Linked DNA regions of Homo sapiens: all the other regions are linked to region 1. Evidence: chromatin contacts called from ENCODE Hi-C data. All regions are on one chromosome and are shown on one strand. Each heading gives the region's core, a stretch centred on a gene start or an enhancer-like site at or near the end of the contact. The rest is flanking DNA. Distances are from core to core; before and after follow the strand shown.

What was found. Hi-C counts contacts between places; a loop is a spot of excess contacts on that map. Pooled maps may share reads with other maps.
Region 2: a pooled map shows a loop between it and region 1 (8-fold over the local background). The contact joins the promoter of FBXO42 here to the promoter of MTOR in region 1. A Hi-C loop is called at or near these places in 1 of 168 maps with a recorded cell type or tissue (CD8-positive, alpha-beta T cell), 1 of 37 single-sample maps with no recorded cell type and 6 of 50 pooled maps.
Region 3: a pooled map shows a loop between it and region 1 (6-fold over the local background). The contact joins the promoter of EMC1-AS1 here to the promoter of MTOR in region 1. A Hi-C loop is called at or near these places in 2 of 50 pooled maps.

Annotation. Positions count from the first base shown.
Region 1 is chr1:11,260,901-11,265,462 of GRCh38, forward strand. MTOR (mechanistic target of rapamycin kinase) reads right to left here and starts at 1,651. Exons shown (of 58, transcript NM_004958.4): 1 at 1,545-1,651. RefSeq lists a silencer at 1,369-1,418 and an enhancer at 1,839-1,998.
Region 2 is chr1:16,349,643-16,354,240 of GRCh38, forward strand. It overlaps FBXO42 (F-box protein 42), which reads right to left and starts at 2,838. Exons shown (of 10, transcript NM_018994.3): 1 at 2,613-2,838. RefSeq lists an enhancer at 2,103-2,877.
Region 3 is chr1:19,208,835-19,213,279 of GRCh38, forward strand. It overlaps EMC1-AS1 (EMC1 antisense RNA 1), which reads left to right and starts at 1,552. Exons shown (of 2, transcript NR_135114.1): 1 at 1,552-1,725. It overlaps UBR4 (ubiquitin protein ligase E3 component n-recognin 4), which reads right to left and starts at 1,432. Exons shown (of 106, transcript NM_020765.3): 1 at 1,239-1,432. The coding sequence starts at 1,414. RefSeq lists silencers at 1,102-1,421, 2,447-2,516 and enhancers at 1,472-1,521, 1,772-1,821.

The sequences.
Region 1 (4,562 bases), core at 401-2,900:
TGCCTCAGCTTCCCGAGTAGCTGGGACTACAGATGTGCAGCACCACGCCTGGCTAATTTTTGTGTGTTTTTAGTAGAGATGGGGTTTTATTATGTTGGCCAGGCTGGTCTCAAATTCCTGACCTCAGGTGATCTGCCCGCCTTGGCCTCCCAAAGTGCTGGGATTACAGGTGTGAGCCACCATGCCCGGCCTGGACTAGTCACATTTCAAGTGCTCCACAGCCACATGTGGCTGGTGGTTCTTGTACTGAACAACGCAGTTCTACAGGGGACTAGCTCTTCAAATGTAAGCTAAAAGAAAGTAATTAGTTCCTGGCCGGGTTTGGGAGGCCGAGGCGGGCGGATCACGAGGTCAGGAAATCGAGACCATCCTGGCCAACACGGTGAAATCCCGCCTCTACTAAAAATACAAAAAAAAAAAAAAATTAGCCGTATGGTGGCGGGCGCCTGTAGTCCCAGCTACTCGGGAGGCTGAGGCAGGAGAATGGCGGGAACCCGGGAGGCGGAGCTTGCAGTGAGCAGAGATCGAGCCACTGCACTCCAGCCTGGGCGACAGAGCGAAACTCCGTCTCAAAACAAAACAAAAAACACCAATTAGTTCCTGAGCTCATTCCCTCATTCCTCAATTATGCCCACACTGCCATGGGTGTAACATACACCTATCCCAAGTATGTTCAGCTTATGCTACAAAACCAATTTCTCAAAATTCTTATTTTTGAAAGAATTTGTAAGGCACAGAGGAAAAACCTGGGAATAATTGGTTTTGTAAAGCTTTCAAATACTCCACTGCCAAGAAGAAGACTGCAGAAAGAAATGTCATCCTTTAGGGGAGAAGAAACTTAAGAATCCCTGCTAAGAAAACTACTCCAGTTTGTGTGTATGTGTGTGCGTCCGAAAGGGGGGAAGGTGGCTGGCAAGGGATTTCTATTCTCAGGAAAGAACCAGTGTATCTTTATATGATCTGAGGCCCACAGGCCATCTGCTCCAGACTGAATTCAATTAAACTTAGGATATCTGAAGTCAAATATCCTAATGGTGTTGATAGGGCTTAAGGAAGTTAAGATTGGATGGGGGAAACAGGGATGGGGCTGGGGGAGAGGGAGAGAAGATGTACCCCAACGATGTAACCAAGCTCAGTTTCGGGGACTGGATCTCTGAGAGGTGTCCACAGTGGAGGACAAGGGGCTGACACGGACGCTAGTGTTCCCTGGGGCAGAGATACACAATTTTTATACGTGGCTCAAAAGAAAGGGTGGCTGTGACAGGCAAAAGACCCAAAGGGCAATACCAGAGCTGATGGGCCGGCCTTCGGGCGGACGTACCGCGGGCCGAAGGGTCCAGGGGTCTCTTGGGGGTCCCGGGGAGGTGGGCGTTGCCTCGAGGGGTGGGAGTCAAGGCCTCAGACGGTGCCCAGGTCGTGGGGCCGGCAATGTGGGGACCCCACGTCCCAGACGGGCGGCTTCCCCTGGCCCCCCCACGGGCAGGCTGGCCGTGGGTCTGGACATTACGCCGCCCTAGAGGGGTCGTGCCAGGCCCTAGACTCACCGCGCGGCTTCGGCCAAGGCCTCAGCTGCCGCCGCCAGCACCGGTACCGCCGCTTCAGGCCCCCTGCCCCACCGCCCGCCTTCCCCGCTGTCCTCTAAGCCGGGAGCGAGGGAAGGAGGGTTCCCAGCCCTGAGGACCAATCGACAGGTATAGGGAGAAGATGGACTGAAAAACAGGCCAATAGTAATGAAGAAGAGAAGCTTCAGGACCCGGCTTCTCCAGGGGGCGGGGACTGTTCAAATAGACAAACCACGCGGCCAGTGGCAGGTGAAAACAGGCTTGGGTCCACTCGGGAGAACCAATCGGTCGTGAGTTCACCTCAGTCACTTCCACTCACACATCCGGTACGGCGCTGCTAGGATTCCCTTCTGCATCCGGGCTGTGAACTCAAGGAGTCCGGTGTCTGGGTATCTCCGGATCGCAGCGAGAGCGGCTAGCAGAGGTTCGCGACCCCTCCCGGTGTAATTCTGAGAGGAGAATGTGAGCGATGCCGGTGCCCAGGAATTACTGCATCAAAAGACGTTTCGGGCTAGCGCTCTTTATGGATCCTGTGATATCTCTTTTGTTACAATTAATAAGCATTTGAAAATGTTTTTAATTAGATTCTCTAACTTTCCCAAAATTATCCAACTCAGGATCACTCCAGAGAAACCATAGCCAAGTTTTAACCAAAAGAGCTAGTCATAAATAAAAATTTTCAAAGCAACATTATTTTTTAAAAATCCTTTCAAAAAATCAATAGCTGGCCCGGCGCGGTGGCTCACGCCCATAATTCCAGCACTTTGGGAGACCGAGGCAGGCGGATCACCGTAGGTCAGGAGTCGAGACCAGCCTGGTCAACATGGTGAAATTCCCCCACCCGCACCCCCCGTCTCTACTGAAAATACAAAAATTAGCTGGGCATGGTGGCTCACGCCTGTAATCCCAGATACTCGGGAGGCTGAGGCACGAGTATCGCCTGAACCCGGGAGGTGAAGGTTGCATGCACCGAGATCGTGCCACTGCACTCTAGCCTGGGCAACAGAGCAAGCTCCGTCTCAATACATACATACACACACACACACACACACACACACACACACACACACACAACCAAAGAAAATAAATAACTGCTGGTCACGGTGGCCCACGCACTTTGGGAGGCCAAAGCAGGAGGATCGCTTGAGGCCAGGAGTTCCAGACCAGCCTGGGCAACATAGCGAGACGATGTCTCTACAGATTAAAAAAAAAAAAATCAACAGCAAAAGTGGATTTGACTACATTTTTTTTTAATCACAGTGCTATTTGTCATAGTAAACACTGAAAATTCCTAAATATTTCAAAGTAGGAGTCCAATAAAATATGATGCATTCGTTTGGGCGCGGTGGCTCACACCTGTAATCCCAGCACTTTGGGAGGCCGAGGCGGGCGGATCATGAGGTCAGGAGTTTGAGACCAGCTTGACCAACATAGTGAAACCCCGTCTTTACTAAAAATACAAAAAAAAAAAAAAAAAGGTAGGCGTGGTGGCAGGTGCCTGTAATGCCAGCTACTCAGGAGGCTGAGATAGGAAAATCCCTTGAAGCCAGCAGGCGGAGGTTGCAGTGAGCCGAGATCGCGCCACTGCGCTCCAGCTGGGGTGACAGTGCGAGACTCCATCTCAAAAAAAAAAAAAAAAAAAAAAAAAGATGCATTCATAATAAGAAAAATACATAGCCATTAATAATTATAATTTAGAGCCTAGCATGGTGGCTCATCCCTGGAATCCCAGCACTTTGGGAGGCCGAGGCAGGATTGCTTGAGGCCAGGAGTTCCAGACCAGCCTGAGCAACATAGTGAGACCCTTGTCTCTACAAAAGAAATTTAAAAATTAGCTGTGTGTGGTAGCACATGCCTGTAGTCCCAGCTACTTGGAAGGCTGAGGCACGAGAATCACTTGAGTCTATGACTTCAAGGTTGCAGTCATCTGTGATCTCCACTGCACTGCAGCCTGGGCAGCAGAGAAAGATCCTGTCTCAAATAATAATAATAACAATAAATAGTGGTAATTAGATGAATATTTGCTAAGAAGGAAAAGGTTCACAACTAGTTTAAAAATTACAAGTTGTGCAACAATGTAAGTATAATACAACCATTTACAAAAATATTTATGCATTTCTTATATGTCTCTGTTTACATGGGGGAAATGTGCACAACTAAGATGTAATTTGGGAAAGACACACTTTTTTTCTTTATACATTATCAATTACTTATGTAATAAAAACAAGTGAAGGTAGAAGAAATGAGTTTTCAGAAGGTCTAAACTGCCAAATTAAAGATAGTTGGGCTGGGTGCGGTGGCTCACACCTGTAATCCCAGCACTTTGGGAGGCCAAAGCAGGAAGATTGCATGAGCCCAGGCATTTGAGACCAGCCTGGGCAACATAGTGAGACTCCATCTCAAATAAATAAATAAATAAACAAATAAAGATGTCAATATTCCGTGGCTAACAAAATGCTTTGTTTGGCAGGGTTTTTGTTGTTGTTGTTGTTATTGTTAATATCTATGATATTGGCCAGGCACAGTGACCCAACACTTTGGGAGGCTGAGGCAGGTGGATTGTTTGAGCCCACCTGGGCAACATGGTGAAACCTCATCTCTACAAAAAATGCAAAAAATTAGTTGGTGTGGTGGCATGCACCTGTGGTCCCAGCTACTTAAGAGGTTGAGGTGGGAGGATCACTTGAGCCCAGGAGGTCAAGGCTGCAGTGAGCTGTGATCTCACCACTGCACCACTGCATTCCATCCTGAGTTGACAGAGTGAGACACTGTCTCAAAAAAAAAAAATTATATATATATATATATAAATATATATATATATATAATTGCTCCTTTTTTTTGAGACAGAATCTTACTCTGTCACCCAGGCTGGAGTGCAGGGGAGCCATCTCACCTCACTGCAACCTCTGCCTCCCAGGTTTAAGCGATTCTCTTGCCTCAGCCTCTCGAGTAATAATGGCTACTTTAGATTTAGCCTCTTTTCATTGCTCCTGTGAGATA
Region 2 (4,598 bases), core at 1,588-4,087, 5.1 Mb after region 1:
CTGCGGTCAGGAGTTCAAGACCAGCCTGGCCAACATAGTGAAACCTTGTCTCTACTAAAAATACAAAAAATTAGCTGGGCATGATGGCAGGCACCTGCAATCCCAGTTACTCAGGAAGCTGAGGCAGGAGAATCGCCTGAACCGGAGAGGTGGAGGTTGCAGTGAGCCGAGATCATTGCACTCCAGCCTGGGAAACAAGAGCAAAACTATGTCTCAAAAAACAAACAAAAAGAGTTAATTCATTGACTAAAACAATTCTGAAATCACAAAGATAATTACGTATTTGTTCATCTTTGAGATAGCTTCTCCCTGGGACCTCAGTGTTCTCATAAAACTCAGACGTTTTGTTAGCATTTTCTTTGCTTGCTCTCCATAATAGGTAGGACTCACCCTGCTCTGAATCTTACTCAGGGTTTAAACCACATAAAGCTGTTATTAAAGACCCCTCTAGAAATCAGACAAGAAGAAGCATCCTAAGCTATTTTTTTTCTGATCCTGTTCTTTTTGTAACTAAGGTAAGGAATTGCAAAGGTCAAAATCTGGAGAGCAAATGATGTCATGGATGTCATGAAGTTGCATCAATACCTGATGATGATTTAGCATAACAGTGCAACATATTATGCCAAGAAGCATAATGATGAGCCACCAGGATGTTTTACTGCATTAATTTCATGACTCTTTATTAGCAAATTGATATGCAAAGTAGCTCTCCAATTTTCTACCACAGAGAAGCTGCTGGTTCAGATTTACATCTTTAGCAAAGACACTAAGAAAATCGACAAATTTCTATGGAAAAGTCTTTGATTTAAAAATAGAAAAGGAGGCTGGGCACGGTGGCTCAAGCCTGGGGTGGGGCAGGGTATCGCTTGAGACCAGGAGTTTGAGATCAGCCTGGGCAACATCGGTGAAACCCCGTCTCTACTAAAATTACAAAAAAAAAAAAAAAAAAAAAAAAATTAGCGGGCGTGGTGGCGCACACCTGTAATCCCAGCTACTCAGGAAGCTGAGGCAGGAGAATCGCTTAAACCCAGGGGATGGAGATTGCAGAGAGCCGAGACTGTGCTACTGCACTCCAGCCTGGATGACAGAGTGAGAAACTGCAAAAAAAAAAAAAAAAAGAAAGAAAGAAAGAAAGAAAGAAAGAAAGAAAGAAAATGGTCAAATAATAACCTAAACAGTTGTCATTTTAACAATGAAAAGCTTTTTAAGATACGCAACATGCCTATGGATCAATGTAGATTGAATCATCTATTTATACTGGCTTGTCAAAAGCAAACAGTTACTGGGTATAAAATGACAACATACAATAGAAAAGACACCCAATCAGATTACACACGTGAATACACTCAAAGTTAGCAATTTAACACAGCATCACTAATGGCCATAAGATATACAGACTTAATTCTAAATATTCAATTCTAAATGATGGTACTTCCCCCAAATTTTCCTTGCCTCTTTAAATCCATGATGTCATCATTCTTAAGCAGAAGTAAAGCCAATTTGTTACAAAAGATATTTTGGTGTGTCCAAGCAAAAGCAATCGCCTCAACAATTCTGCATAGCACAAGTTCAGTGAAGCCATCATTCCTCAAGAAAGAGACCACAAGGCTTCAAACCGACTTCCCTACATGACAGAAACACAATCGAAGTCTCCCAATTAGCATTTAAACAGCAATAAAAGTTGTTCTCAAAAAGGAACAACATAGTTTCAACGTCGGGGCCAGCAACTGCCAGCAAGTAAAACTGGTAATGTGTCAGAATCTTCATCTAGATCGATCAGAATCCCACCACAGAAAAATCCAGACTCTGGCAATTAAGAAATGAGGCTTTTATTTTCCTAACAGAAATCGGGAGATTTAACAGACAAAGCAATTGGTTATTCTGAATCTTAACAAACCGAAGGTTTCAAACGAACTCAGCGCTGAAGTTACTCTGCAGCGACCATCAAGATCTCACAATCGTTTTCTCTTCGCTTACAAATTCGTTCCCACCCTCCACCGTTCCCTTTGCACACACAATTCTCGCCAAGAGAAGCCTTCCACAGTCACAGCATGGATTGCTGTCTCAAGCAAGGAGATCCGCAGTTCCCATTTCTCTAAGGGAACACTCAACAAGCTAGGGGATAGGAAAGGCCTTTTGTGTTTTATTTAACGTAAACCAATTCCAAAATTATCCCTTTGCAGCTGCAGGTTCAGAGATGCTAGCCCCCAGCCGCAGCCCCAATTTTGATGGGCACCCGACCCCCGACTCCTCTCTCGCAAAGGAGTGAAATGTTCGGAGGAGCGATGAAAGATTACCTGACACCCTAAAGCCATCCTTGCCCGGGCCACACACCCCTTCACTGCCCGGGTGAGGGGACGAGAACCACCCTGCTGAGGAGAGGGGGTGGGTTCGCTCCCAACCCAAGGGCTGGCTGGAAAGGAGCTGTCCTCCTCCTCGCCTCACTCGAGGACGGCGATAGCAAGTCACCCTGCCCAACCAGGACCGACCCCCGCGTGGGATACGGGGCCTGCGTCAGACCCCGGGCGCCCGCTGCCCCTTGCCAGTCCCGGGCATAAAGGGCAGAAGGCGCCGGCTCCCCTCTGCGGCCCGGGGAGGAGGAGAGGCCTCACCTGGCCCAGCCCGCTCCACGCTCTCGGGTTCGCTCCGCTGGCGACGGTAATGAGGGAGCCAGGGACAGGGCCAGAGCAGAGGCGCTCTGCCTCAGGCCGCGACAGCCGTGCTCGGGGCTCCTCACAGCTGGCGGGACCCCGAGCCGCCCGGAGCCGCCATCTTCCTCCACTCAAACGCCGCCGCCGCCGCAGCTGCTGCTGCTCAGGCCGGGAGAAGACAGCGCAGAGCGCGCATGCGCCGGGGCGGGCGCGGCGGACGCGCGCGCACTCACGTCAGCGCGGCGGGATGGCGAGGGGCGGCCAGGGGGCGGCGCAGTGTTGAGAAAGGCCGTGGTCACAGGCCGAGGTTCTGTGGAGGGTGGAATGCGCTCGGGGGAGCTAGGCCTCCGCACCCGCCTTCGCCGCGTCTCTAGCGTCGACCTGATAGCCGCACCCACCCTCCGCTGCACTGTCTGGGGCAACTGGGTGGTTTTCCCGGTGGTTTGAGACTAACATTTAGCCAGGAATTAACTCACTTCTACCCCGAGGGCCCGATGAGCAGAGAGGGCTGTGGCGGATGTGAGTGCTCTTGGATATCGCCAAGGGGAGGGAAACTGTGCTTGAGGTGTGCAGGAGAAGTCTTCCCTTAACCGTAGCCTCGTAGCAACCACTGTGAGTTCTTACTAGCTCCACTTTTCAGATGAGGAAACTGAGGCACAGAAAACGATCACTTATTTGCCCGGAGTCACACACCTATCAGTGGAGGTGGGGCGGCGCGGGAAAGAGGATTTAAACTCAGGCTTGTCTGGTTCCCAAGCTCCTTTACTTCCTACTAGCTAGGTTATAGGATCCAGCAAAGTCCCCCTTCTCAAGGGAGCAACCTGGTGTGTAGGTGAGAACCTTCATGAGCCCAGCCCTACAGCATGTGGTCTAAGGAAATGCCAGATACAGAGTCAAAGGCTTCAGTCTAAACTCTGTAAGCCAAAAAAACAAAACAAAACAAAACAAAAAACTAAGCCCCCACCCCCCCCCCAACACCAAACCATCTGAACGGACTTCCTCCTAGGCCAGGGCAGTCTAAAATGTAACCAACCTGAGAGACTGGTTCAGGCCATGACGGGAAGCAGGACATGAGACATGCCTCATTACATCCTTCAGCATTGACATCAACACAACAGACCTTAAGACTGGTAAGAAACATTTACAATCTGTTCTCTCTGGAGCCCACCTGCCACTTGGAGGCTTCACGTGCGTGATAAAACTTTGGTGTCCACAATCCCTTATCATAACCCAGACATTCATTTCTATTGATAATAACTTTTTTTTTTTTGAGACAGGGTCTAACTCTGTTGCCCAGGCTGGAGTCCAGTGATGAGTTCTTGGTTCGCTGCAACCTCTGTCTTTCAGGCTCAAGCTATCCTCCTACCTTAGCCTCCTGAGTAACTGGGACTACAGGCGGGCACCACCATGCCTGGCTAATTTTTCCATTTTTTTTGTAGACACAGGGTTTCGCCATGTTGTCCACTCTCATCTCAAACTCCTGAGCTCAAGTAATCCACTTGCCTCGGCCTCCCAAAATGCTTGGATTACAGGCGTGTGCCACCGCACCAGGCCTATTGATAATAACTATTTCAACTCATTGCCAATCAGAAAATGTTTAAATCTGCCTATAATGTGGAAGCCCCCACTTCAAGTTTCCGGTCTTTCTGCACCGAACCAATGTAGTTTTTATTTATTTATTTACTTATTTTTATTTATTTGTTTATTTTTTTGAGACTGAGTCTTGCTCTGTCGCCCAGACTAGAGTGCAGTGGCACCATCTCCGCTCACTGCAACTTCCGCCTCCTGGGTTCAACCGATTCTCCTGCCTCAGCCTCCCGAGTAGCTGGGATTACAGGCGCCCGCCACCGTGCCCAGCTAATTTTTGTATTTTCAGTAGAAAATACAAAATTCAGTAGAAAATACGGGGTTTCACCATCTTGGACAGGCTGGTCTCAAACTCCTGAA
Region 3 (4,445 bases), core at 302-2,801, 7.9 Mb after region 1:
ACGTAACATGAGTATGAGTCAGGAAAAATACTGCCAATCCAAATGTTTAAAACAAAAAGCAGCCACGTAATTTGAAAGTAGTATATTTGAAACCTGTTTACATCTTCAGAACATTCCTGGCCTGATGATTAGATAGCAAAATCCGTCTGTAAAGCTGACTGTGAAGTTACCAAACTCAACCATTATTTTATTATAATTTGTTAAAAACTCTGCATCCAAAGGATTACAAGTCTACAACAAGAAAAAGCACAAAAACAATTTGTCAAACCGTGGGCCTCCTTTGAGTAACAAATAGCAATTTTTAACCTCTGGATAGCAGCTAGATATACCCTTGTCATCGTGAAGCTAAAATGACCCAGTTAACAATTGCAGGGAGTTGCTGAAATGAGGTATGGCTAGAAAAATGAAAGTCAGTCTGGCTTTAAAAGCAAAAGTCTACCATTAAACTAATGAAAGACTGCTCTGAGCACAGTATGTCAGGAAAAGGCAGGCACTCTGAGATCACCATCTTTGTACCTACATAACTGTCACTAGCTAAGAATCGCTGTGCAAAAAGACAAAAACACACAAAAGGAAACCAACAGATAGTACCGTTTGTAAAAGAATGTGATGATATTTTAATGCGAGGGGGATGGGAGGCAGCAAGAGAACACACACACCACACATCCTCTGGGAAAATGATCTCTCAGACACACACTGAAATGTTTTTAATCAAAGACCGATACAGTAGGAATGCACAAGGAGTGCAACGTAAAAAGAGGTCATCAATGTAGCTAGTGGCTTCAGTCACAGAAATAGCACGTGCCCCCACTGATTACAGCACCGCGGGGAGACCGTTATTAAATTATACCGTACGGCTCCGCTCCGGCCCAGGCTAGGAGGATGAGTGCGGGCGAGAAATGCAAACTCATCTGTGACTTGACCCAAGGGGCAGCCCCGTGAACATTCCCTTAAGAGGGCGAATGCATCTCACTCTCAACCATGTCCGGCCACGCCCTCCCGCAGGGAGGCCGCTAAAGTTTTGCTCGAGAGGGGAAACTGAGGTAGAGGTGATTTACATGCGTTGGCGGAGGGAAACCCAGGCAAGCCAGTCTCCCCGGGCCCGGGACCCCGAAGCCGTGGCTGTGGCGGGGATCCTCAAGGGGGCAGGGGGCGGCCCGGAAAGCGGGTCCAGACGATCCGGCTCGAAATCCCCTCCCCCCACAACAGCGTCGCCCGCCAGAGCCGCCGCCCGGTACCTCTCGATGACTGAGGCCACCAGCTGCGGCAACTCCTTCATCTCGAAGGCGGAGTAGGACGCGGACAGCAGGGGCCGCACAGCCACCTCCCAGCCCGGGGTCGTGTCCGCCCCCGTTGCCGGGGTCCCCGGCGCCGGAGCCGCTGCCGCCGCCTCTTCGCCGCCGCTCGTCGCCATCTTCCGTCGTACTACTGCGGCTCCCTCCGGGGGCTTGCCACCGGCCCAGCGCCGCCTCCCAGGAGGGGGCGGAAGTGACGCAATCTGTCGCGTCAGACTGCGCGCCGCCGTCATGGGTCAAAAACGCGACGCGCGGAGCGGCCTTTGCTCTCACCGGGGTCGAGCCGCGGCGAGGGAACGGATCGGAGACGCTGCGCCTGCTCAGAAGGTAGCGCAGCGGGGAAAGGCGGGAGAGCGTTAACTTCTGAGCCTGCGCGGTGGGAGTTGCTCAAGCAGGTGGTAGCGACTTGGCTTCCGGGCAGCGGGTAAAGGTGAGTCTGGGGCATGGGTTCAGTGGGCAAGTCTAGGGCAGCAGAGTTGACTACGCCTCGGCGTATAGAATGGCCCTGGCCTGGGACAGCTAAGGACGACAAGAGGAGGCCGAAGCCTAAAACGCTTTCACCTGCTTCTTCCCCTGCCTAGATCCCCCCAATAGTAATACTAAAGAGCGCCATAGTTTACAAAGATTTCTCCCTCTCACAACACCTTTTAATCACTGATCCGTATTCCCTTAGCACTCAAATCTCTTCTGTTTGGATTGCCCTCATTAACAATCTGACCAGCTCGTACAATGCATCCCTCTTTGCAATTTGCCACGTATGCTTACGTGTTCCCCTTTTTTCTACTGGCAAGGAAAGAATGTAAGCTTTTATTCACAGGAGATGTCTGAGACTTTTGCCGGTAAAATGATCTGGCTACAAGGTCTAAGAGGGAAAAGCAGTTTGCTCGAGGAAAGGTATTCGTGCATTAAGGACAGTCCTGTGAGTGAGATATTGGTGGACGGCTTCAAGCTCTAGCCTGTGGCCTACAGCTGGCCTAAATAAGACTGGGAAGGAACTGTGAAGACGGTTTCAAATTCCTAAAGCCCTGAAATTCTCCCCCTAAGTTTAGGAAGAGCTTTTGTTCTTGGTGTGTAACACTGATAAATGAATTGGTACCTAGTGATTAATCTGCACTTTTATTAAGATATGACCTACTTTACCTTTTTTGAGACAGGATCTTGCTCTGTCGCCCAATAGCCCAGGCTGGAGTGCAGTGGCAGAGTTGCAGCTGGCTGCAGCCTCCACCTCCCTGGCTCAAGTGATCTTCCAGCCTCAGCCTCCCCAGTAGCTGAGACTATACAGGTGCAGGCCACCACTCTTAATTTTTTTTGTTTGTTTTTAAGAGACAGGTCTCCCTACGTAGCCCAAGCTGTTTTCGAAGTCCTAGGTTCCTCCCACCTTGGACTCCCAAAGTGCTGGGATTACAGGCTTGACCCACTGCGCCCAGCCTGCATCTTTACATTCGAAATAAAATTCAGTCAAGTCAAAGCCGGTCTTGGAGGAAAATGTGGCTTTGATGACAGCAGTAGGGATTTTCCTTCAGTGCCTACTTACCAGAGGATAATAATAACAGCAAGTTTCTTAAACATAAAAACATCAGAAATGAAAAAGAACTTTCCATAACACTATAAATATTGCAGTATTTCAAGATACTGAACCAGAGCCCTAAGGAAAGGCTGGAGACCCAGAATTTTATAATGGCTTTGGGACATGAATTTTATTTTAACCAGAGGACAAAATTAATCTGCAAAAGCTGTCTTGGAGAAATTTCAGGAAATAAAAGATCAAATGTATCTGCTGTCCTCCCTTCCCTCTCCAGGAGAATAAAAGGCAAATGCAAACTATCACAGGGAGATTTTCACCTTTACCTAAATTATTTATTATATACTTTATATTTCTGGTTAATAGATTGGGAGAGAGCACTCCAGATAAAGAACTTCCTTTATAAATGCCACATTTATTTCAGTACTGGAGGTTTGGTCTTGTGTTGCCACAAAGATTTGGAATGGCATCTATGTTATAAATTTAGATGACAAAAGAGACTAATAAAAGACTTCTAGATGAAACACAAGCTTCTAATATTCTGGTCCAGGAAATAAGATAGAAACTAAAAAACAATAAATAACTTTTATGAATTAACTGAAGGACTTAAAATACTTGTTCCATTCTAATCCCAAGTGTCTGCCAAGGAACTGAAATTTAAAATGATAAAAGACATGATACAGTCATGTTACAGGGAATTCAATGAAGTAAAAATGGCAGACATTGATGAATGGTATGGTTTAAAGATTTGTGTAGAGGTAGTGATGAGGAGGCCTGCTGGGAGCTGGAAAAGTTCTATACCTTGACACAGTTATGCTTACATGGATATACACACACAGTAGTCACTAAGCCATGATTTGTACTTATGATTTGCACACTTTGGTGGTTGTAAATTGTACAGCAATCTAAAAACAAATGAGGTCAGTGTGCCTCACTACAGAGCTTCAAAAGTGGTAGATAGCACATCTCTTTTTTCTTTTAAGCCATCTAATACAGAGTTGCTTGGAATAAATCCTAATAGATACAGTGTTTCTAGAAACAAGTAAATGAATAAACCTTAGCTGTTACCCCGTAGGAGCCAACAGAGGTCAATCTGTTCTCAAGCTTTTACAAAGTTACAAGAACAAGTAATCAGTGCATATTTTGTTGAAACTCCTACTGCAATACTGAAAACTTCAAATGGAGAGCAGCTCCTTTTTGGTAATTCACAACAGACTTAGTTTTCAAATTACCAAGAATATAAGGAATTAGATTAGAAGCCTAATTCAATTTAGAATTATGAGACATTATTTGTAACCCACAAGTATTATTTTTCCCATGATACTGAACAATTCACCTGGCATGAACTTAAAAGAAGAAAATGCTTATTGCAGCCTTCTTGCTTTAAGAGCGAAAAAAACAATTTTGCTAGCTGTGGAGGGACTAGAATACAATGTCACTTTAAGATTTACACTCTCAAAAGTTTTGACCTATCAGATTGAGAGCCAGAGAGAGAGACAGACAGAAGGAGAAGGATAAATCAAATGTGGTAAAATGTTAACCTTTGGGGGATCTGGGTAGAGGGGATCTGGGAATTATTTGTACTATTGCAACTTTTCTGTAAGTCTGAAATTGTGTTGTCAAAAGTC